2 separate regions of the Homo sapiens genome follow, and region 1 is linked to region 2. A link is an interaction called in ENCODE POLR2A ChIA-PET data of the cell type or tissue named here. Cell type or tissue: PC-3. All regions are shown on one strand. Links, peaks and the distances in the headings refer to the core of each region. The heading gives the core; the rest is flanking DNA.

Region 1 (4,393 bases), core at 152-4,151, 71 kb before region 2:
AATTTAAGATGCATTTTTGCATTTGCTATATTTCTTTAAATTCTAGATAGTTATTTTCAAGTGTTGGTAAACATAAATCTTAGGCTTAGGAACCATTGGATTAGTAACAGCATTATGCTAATCAAAACTTTAAAAAAATGAGTTCAAAATTGTTATAATGTAATTTTATAGATTTTCTTTTATCCTCAACCTGCAGAAGCCGGAAAGTGAGGCACATAGCCCCACATAGGCAGAAATTAAAGCCTAGGCAATAACTTAGTGAAAATGGAATTTTCAGAACATTCCACTTCTTGTTTAGTACAATTTTATGGCCATGGTGCTAGCTAATGGAAATGGCTAGTATACTATTTATAGGCCAGCAATATTTTGGTGAATTTAAGCGAAACTATGCTCAGTATCATTGAAATGGGGGTGGGGTGGGCTTGAGACATGAAATCAATCATACAAAGTCAAAAACTATTTTAACCCAGGAATAAGTTAAATTCCTGTCACCCAGTTAGCATTTTCTTTCCATTTTAATGTTTGTCAGAAAGGGAATAACTAACCAAAACTGAACTGTTGACTTTTCTAGCCAAACGAATGTGATACATTTAAAAAATGACATTGCAAGCAGGTGTGACATGGCATTAATTGAATAAAGTAAAAATACATATTTGCAGGTAGAGTTTAATTTTATTGTGTGCTTTTAAGTGTGTGGCTCTCTGTTTTTACCCCTTAACCCTCTCTACTTTTTGGTGAAACAAATCTAGTAGACATTGGTTCTTAGACCCTAGAAAAAACGACCCCCGTAAAAACTATTTAGTTTTAGCTTTTCATTCAAGGCCTCTTTGTCACGCTTACTTGATCTGGCCCAGAGTGGAGTAATGAATGAGATGCCTGCTTTATGTGAATAACAAATTTGAATCTCATTGCTATGTTAGTAATTTTATGCTGTACACCTGGCCCTTTCAATCGGGGCGGGGGGAGGGGTGGGGGGAGCAATTCAGCAACCCTCCTTGCTACCTTTAACTGTAAGATTACTCCAAAAGATAATCCCCTAGGGCCCTGCTTTGGAGAGGAGGGGATTACAGAGGCACTCTGTCTACCACTTTAGCTTTTCTACTCTTTCTTTCTGGCTGTGGGATGCATAAACCCTGAGTTCATCTCAACATCAAATAAAATTCAAATGGAAGCTTCAGTGATAATCCTTATTTTCTAGGTAGGAGAGTCTTAAGTTCTTTCATCCTTTTTGCAGTTGCCTATTGGATAGCAGATATCTCAGTCATGCTTTAGTTTTCTAAAAACACTAATGATGTAAACCACTGCAGTAGTAATAAGCTGAAATTAGTATGCGGATTTAATATTTCTTAAGTGTTTGTTAATGTTTATCCTCTGCATTTGCAGCCTTTTAGACTGCAGGATAGGAAATGTTCATTTTTTCTCAAGGGAGAGTGCCTGCATTTAAGGAGCTAGGTGAAATTACATGTGTTTGTGTGTTATGTTTTTCTTTTTCCAAATGGAACACTGTGATTGGGATTAATATTTTAAGCTCTTTGCATTGATGATGGGTTGCAGGACATGTCCAAATGCCTGCTGTTGGATACTAGCTTGATTACAGAATTTCCCAAGATCTTAAGTAGATCCTTCCTGAGTATCCAGTGCTTTCTTTTTTGTGGCTGGGAATGCAGGCCAGCCACAGTCCCTTTCTGATGTTTATGCTCTTGACCTCTGTATACCTCTATGTTCTTGACAACATTTCCATGTTAATAATGTGTTGCCTGTTGACTTCAATTTTGATTTGGGGGCTGAATTACTCCAGGAAGATTCAGGTTTCTATAAGAAAATCAATAACATTCATGTTAAAGCTGAATAGCATTTAAATATATACACCTGCAGACATGAGAAACAAGACAGGCTGTTATAGCAGTAGTAGTTAGCTATATGGATCGTGACATTACTGGTGATTTTACTTGACATATTCTTCTTTAGACTTTGTATAAGAAAGATAAATGTTTTGAAATGAGACTTTGTTAGAGAATGGCAACATTTTATCTTGACAAGTGTTCTTGCAGTTAAATCTCATAATCCCTACCAGAAAAACTTAATCAAATGGAGAGTCAGTCAACCCGTTACTTAAACGTAGTACCTTCTAGAACACGTGAAGGCACTACCATATAAATTATATATACCATATATAAATCAAATATACCATATAAATTATATATACCATATATAAATCAAATCACTGCCATAATTTAATGCCGAAATAAAAACAAACAGCATTTTTAAACAGCATTTTTCTATTGAAAGGAAACTTTTTCATCTAAACCAGAACTTCTGAAATCTAGAATACCTATAACATGCCTGAAGTTATACATCTGTTAGTTAATACCAACCTGAATCTTAAATTCTTTTGATTTTTCTTGTTCTTTGTCATACCATATTTGTTTAGCCTTTTTGAGGTTTCCCCTGTGTAGTAAATCCTTACTAGCATTCAGGAGGGTATTTGGTTTTATGGGGGTTTCTTTTTAATATAAAACTATTACCTAAAATGTAAAGAAAATTTCAGAATAGTTTTACAACTGTAACACTCTTTGTCTTGTTGTTATCTGTGTATGTATATTTTTAGTCACTACAACTATATTAAACTATTATTTTTTTCTCTTGAAATCTCTTCTTCCATAAGAGAAGAAATATCCTTTATGATTCTTTTTAATATTTTGATTTGGTGTACCACAACTGATAACTATAGTTATAATGCTTACAACATTTAGATTATTGATAGATATCATTGCAGTGACCACCTTTGTGAATAAGATTTTTGGGGCTGTGTTTGTTGAGTTACTCCTTTAGGGTAGATTTTTAAAAATTGGTTAGAATATTTTGTCAGAAGATAGGAATATCCTTATAGCTCTTGCTGCTTAATACCGTGTTGCTTTCCAAGGGAAATCTGCATAGAGCTTAAGGCAATGTGTCTATGCCAGATTTACTGTAATTTTTGATAGCATTGACAATTGTTCAAGATGTTTGTGATATCTTAGTAGATGTACAGGATATCCAACAAAAAAGACAGCCTTTTCTCGGTGTTCACTCATTGTAGCATACTTATATGACTTGTCTGTGTATATAGTTTGATCTGTATTTTAGGATAATTTGTATTAAAACTTTTAGATTATCTTCCCAATCTGTTTTTTGTTTTTGTTTGTTTTTTGTTTTGTTTTGTTTTGGAGACAGTCTCTCTCTCTCTCTTTCCCAGGCTGCAGTGCAGTGGCGTGATTTGGCTCACTGCAACCTCCACTTCCTGGGTTCAAGTGATTCTTGTGCCTCAGCCTCCCGGAGGAGCTGGGATTACAGACAGGCGCCACCATGCCCAACTAATTTTGTATTTTTAGTAGAAATGGGATTTTACCATGTTGGCTAGGTTGGTCTCGAACTCCTGACCTCAGGTGATCTGCCTGCTTCAGCCTCCCAAAGTGCTGGGATTACAGGCATGAGCCACCACACCCAGCCTCAGTCTGTTCTTTTTGATGCTTGTCTAGGACTACTTTCAGGTTCAGTCCTTTGGTGTTTTATCCTTGGGGGTATAAAGACAAAAGAAATCAGTATTGAAAAGTAGAATTTCAGCCTCAAAATATTTACCTTGAAAGCATTTGTAGGAAGCATTTATAGGAATATTTACCTTGAAAGCTTTTATAGGAAAGAGAACTTCAGCGTGCCCCAGAGTCAGTTCAAGTGTAAGGAGACAGGTTAGGTGTGGTGGCTCACACGCCTATAATCCCAGCATTTTGGGAGGCCGAGGAGGGCAGATCAGTTGAGGTCAGAAGTTCAAGAACAGCCTGGCCAACATGGTGAAACCCCATCTCTACTAAAAATACAAAAATTACATGAGCATGGTAGTGTGTGCCTGTAATCCCAGCTACTCAGGAGGCCAAAGCAGGAGAATCGCTTGAACCAGGGAGGTGGAGGCTACGGTGAGCTGCTATCATGCCACTGCACTCCAGCTTGGGCGGGATAGCGAGACTTCATCTCAAAAAAATAAAGTAAGGAGTCAAAGACCCATAGCCTTTCTGGGATAGTTCAACAATTGCTAGAACTGAGGGATAGCTGCATCTGTTGCTTTATTGCCTATACCTCAGAGGTGCTATATGACTGGCATTCATACTGTTCCTATCCGTTTTGAGCCTAGTAAATATATAATTTGTTTTGAATACTGCAAATCACACTTTTTCTATTCTTTCTCATCTGTTATTTCATTTTATATTCTAAACATATTTGATTTGAATACTCTAAAGACAATAGTTAGTATCTGATAGCATCAGATAATTAGATTCATTGAGATTTTATTAACTTTGTTTTCTGTCAGGGAAAAATGTGTGTGTGTGTTTATTTATTTATTTATTCATTGAGACAGGGT
Region 2 (4,393 bases), core at 231-4,230:
AAATAAGGAAGGAACCAGCATTTTTTTTTTAATAGAGTCTCAGTCTCACTGTGTTGCCCAGGCTAGGGTGTAGTGGTATGATCATAGCTCACTGCAACCTTGAACTCCTGGTCTCAAGTGATCCTCCAGCATCGGCCTCCCAAAGTGTTGGGATTACAGGCATGCGCCACCGCGCCCAGCCAGGAGCCAGCTCTTAATGCTGTTATATGTTGTTTTACTGGTTGTGTTTTCTTCATTTTTTTTTTTAAGTTAGGAGTGCAAGGTTGTGTTTTCTGGTTTATTTCTGCTCTTATCTTTGTTTCTAGATTCTTATTTCTTTTCTTGTACTCTTTTTCCCCTCCATTAAGAACCTAATTTATATGCTGCAGTCATTTAATTTTTTAAATAACAAAAGTATTTAAAACTATGAAATCCTTCTAAGTACAATTTGGGGCACCTTAATATAACGTACAGGATTCATTTTACTTTACTTTTTTGATACAGGGTCTCGCCCAGGCTGGCGTTCAGTGGTGTGAACATGGCTCATTGCAGCCCTGACCTCCCAGGCTCAAGCAGTCCTCCCACCTCAGCCTCTAGAGTAGCTGGAACTACAGGAGAGTGCCAACAGGCCCAGCTAATTAAAAAAAAAATTGTAGAGACAGGGTCTCCCTATGTTGCCCAGGCTGGTCTTGAACTCCTGGACTCAAGTGATCCTTCTGCCTTGGCCTCCCCAGGTGTTGGGATTAGGTGTGAGCCACCACACCTGGCCCCAACAAAATGTTTTAAAAGCTGGTCCTTTGTCTCTGTGTCTGGACACACTCCCACTCCCGCAGGCCAAACAGGGCGGGGATGAGCTTGGCAAAGGGGATGTGGGAACCAGGGGCTGGCCTGGCTGGGTCTGAGCTGACTGAGGACCAGGCACTTGGAAACTGCAAATAGGGATAGAGCTGGGACTGAAAGTGGAAAATGAGCCACTGGATCAGGGTGCACAGGAGGCCGCAGTGGTTGAGGTTGAGGGTAGGTGTCAGCAGTAAGAACCCAGGGCCACTGAGTCTCAGCCAGGCTGCACACTAGAGTCACCCAGGGGAGGCCCACCTCAAGATGACAACAGGTCCAGGAGGCTCGGGCACTGGAATGATGTTTAAAAGAATTCCCTCTTCCCGCCAGGTGCTCCCTTTTACAGTCTGGAGGGAACACTGCCACCCACGACTCCCACAAGATCGGCGGGGCCTACGGGCTCTTCCTGCCTGGCACCCCACCCAGCTCCTCCTCCTTGCCTGCAATCTCTACCCCTACCCAGCTGGTGCTCCAGTGCGGCCACCTGATTATCTGCATTTTCCTTTCAAAATAATTCCATTTGGGGCCCCAAAGCAATCTATGTTCACTGTAGCAAATCCTGAAAACAGAGAAAAGCACAAAGAAGAAAACAGAGAAAAGCACAAAGGGGAAAACAGACGTTTTCCGTTTTTCCCCCAATGATTTGCAGCAATCTGCGGCAGTTTTCAGCCTCTGCAGGTTCCCAAACGTGACTTGGCTCCTGCTCTTTTCCCTTTGGTGTTAGCATCTGTTCCGGCACGGTTGAGGGATTCTTCAGACTCCGCCAGCTTTGCCTCTTTTGTAGCCAAACATTTATTGAGCACTTACTGCATACTGGGTACTACATGAGGCCACAGGGACCCAAAGGTCTCAGCAAAAGCTCGTGGAGCCTTCAGGCCAGTCCAGGAGGAGGAGGCCTGACACCCTTCAGCGGGTCATTTTAAAGGCTCTTGTGCATGGACCCTGTATGACATTTTTCTTTTTCTTTTTTCCTGGAGATTCATGTGTTGGTCTTTGTTATGGCTGAGGTTTAGTTTCAGACAATTTTTCTAGGCTTTCCTGGCATTTAAGGGAGGCTGTGACTGTGTCCTCTGCCACTTTTCCACACTTCGTCCCCCAAAATATCTCAAGAAAAGTCAAGTCACCCTTTCTCCTTTAACCCTTTAGTAGATTTGGACGTGCTGCCTCCACCCAGCATGGTGACGTCATAACCTGGGGCTCCCATCTGCCCCTTTCTACACTTGGCATGAGGTCGCCTGACTCTCACCCCTCATGGGCAGAGGCAGGGCAGCTGCAGGGTGGGAGGGACAGTTCTGGCCCTGAAAGGGGCCTTCAATGGAAAGTTGTCTTCCCTGCTCAGCCCCATTCCTGCTGCTCTCTTCAGAGCTGTAAGAACTGGGCCAAATGGTGCCCACACCTTCCAAGCCAACCTCAGATGAACTCAGGGTCAACAGGGAAGCTACTTCCCATGCTAAGCTGAGGGTTCTGTCTCTGGCAACCTGAATCATCCACTCACACAGAGGCTGAGTTAAATTAACCCCGCATTCAATGAGGGCCGGCCACCTGCACAGTCTTGTGGGGGCTGCAAAAATGCATGAGACTTGGCCTCCACCCTCACTCATGGCCCAGACTAGGGAGCAGCAGACACATGCTCAGTGTGGTCAGAGTTTACAGGGGCTTTAAGAAGAGAGAGGGGAATCCAGGAAGACTTCCTGGAGGAGATGGCAACTGAACTTGGATTTAAGGGAAGGGAAGAGATAAGGAGAGAAGGACATTCCCCACCATGGGACACAGGGCAGGGTATGGCAGAACCCAGGGGCCCCCAGAGGTGCATGGGCGGGGAACCCCAGACGGGGAGCAGCAGATTCAGGCTAGGGGGAAGGGAGCACCTTGTGGGTGCTGCTTGTTATGTGACTTGAGGAGATCCTGGATGGCAGTCTGGGTGCTGGAGCAGGATGGGGGTGCATGGGTGGGCAATGGGAGAAAAGGCAGGAAAGGCCAGTGAGGGCCCCTCTGGGGTCTTGGGCAGCACCAAGGCCAGGCACCCTGGAGAATGAAAGTCACGGTGGTCCCAAGATGGGGCTTCTGGAGGCGACTTTCGAGAACCGAATGAGGACTGGAAAGTCTGGAGACGAGGGAGCGCATTGTCCCCAGTGGAAGCGCAGGACAGTTTCCCTCAGCTGCGGTACAGGACAGAGGCCCTGGGTCACCTGTGAGTTATTTCCCCAAGGTCTCTAACCAGGCCACTGTGGTGGATGAGGGTCCAGAGAGCCTCTTCCACTACAAGCTCCACATGCCTGAGCAGGAAAAGGCCGGACCTTAATTTAACCCGGATCGTTTGCCATCAGGAGGGAGATTCTGAGATGTTCTCTTCCTTCCCTCCCTCCTGTGTTCCAGGGAGCTCTGCCCTTGTCCCCACAGCCACAGGGGAGCCACTGTCTGTCCTTTCCTCGATGAGAGGAGGTGCTCTGGGGCACAGCCGAGTCTTCTCCACCTCTGTGCACCGCCTGGCACGCAGGGACTCTCAAAAGAGGCCTGATGCACAGAGGCAGGGTCTACACATGCGTCCCTTTTAACCCGACCGTCCATTTCCATCCCGATGGGATGTGACACTGCACTCACAAGCTTGTTCGGGGGCAGGGGGGATCCTGGGTGGGGGGAGGTGGCAGGGTTTGAGGCAAGGTGCCCATGTGCACTGGTGGCCACCCTCCGTCCAAATGCCCCAGGCTCAGACCCAAGTGATAAGAACTTCAATGGTGTGGAGAGCGCCTGCGTGGGGGAGGCAAGCTGACACGCAGGCCCAGGGTTCCAGAAAGCCCCCTAGCTCCCCGAGGCCCAGTGCCCAGAAGGCCCAGCACATCTGCAGCCTCAGAGTGAGCTGTGGTCCTTCTCACCCCCAGCCTCCTCTTCACCCTTCCCCAGCTCCCCAGTGCTGGGTGGCGGGAGCGGGGTCCTGGGCTGAATTGTGGTCCCCGCAAATTCACATGTTGAAGCCCTAACCCCCCTCCCCAACACCCCCGTACCTTAGAATGTGACTCTATTTGGAGACAGGGCCTTTAGAGAGGTGACTAAGTGAAAAATGAGGTCATCAGGCTGGGCCCTAAGCCATGGTGGGTTTTTTTGGTTTGTTTTATTTTGTTTTGAGACAGAGTCTCGCTCTGTTGCTCAAACTGGAGTGCAGTGGCACTATCTCGGCTCACTGCAACCTCTGCCTCCTGGGTTCAAGCGATTCTCCTGCCTCAGCCTCCTGAGTAGCTGGGATTATAGGCGCGCACCACCACCACGCCCAGGTATTTTTGTATTTTTAGTAGAGACGAGGTTTCACCCTGTTGGTCAGGTTGGTCTCGAACTCCTGACCTCGTGATCTGCCTGCCTCAGCCTCCCAAAGTGCTGGGATTATAGGCGTGAGCCACTACGCCCAGCTGCCATGGTGTTCTTATAAGAAGATGAGCATGCGCAGAGCTACCAGGAGCACACACAGAGGGAAGACTGCAGCGGTGCAGGACAGAGGTGGCTACCCACGGCCACAGAGAGGCCTTGGAAGAAACCCACCCGCCCACACCTGGCTAGTGAGGAGGCATACTGCTGTTCTTTCACT

What was found. Peaks named below come from ENCODE experiments on the same cell type or tissue, not always from the same donor. Only the 100,000 strongest peaks of a DNase experiment are listed, where the experiment ranks them.
Region 1: POLR2A ChIA-PET joins it to region 2 with 10 read pairs; 2 of 35 experiments call an interaction of 5 or more read pairs at or near these places.

What each region holds. Positions count from the first base shown.
Region 1 is chr17:46,068,559-46,072,951 of GRCh38, reverse strand. All of the region lies in intron 4 of KANSL1 (KAT8 regulatory NSL complex subunit 1), which reads left to right. Among named protein-coding and RNA genes, the nearest start is that of STH, 72 kb to the right of the region's middle. In PC-3, for the core only: no CTCF peak of the experiment used is centred there; no DNase peak of the experiment used is centred there.
Region 2 is chr17:45,997,304-46,001,696 of GRCh38, reverse strand. All of the region lies in intron 9 of MAPT (microtubule associated protein tau), which reads right to left. STH (saitohin) reads right to left here and starts at 2,447. Exons shown (of 1, transcript NM_001007532.3): 1 at 2,003-2,447. The coding sequence starts at 2,417. The coding sequence ends at 2,031. In PC-3, for the core only: no CTCF peak of the experiment used is centred there; no DNase peak of the experiment used is centred there.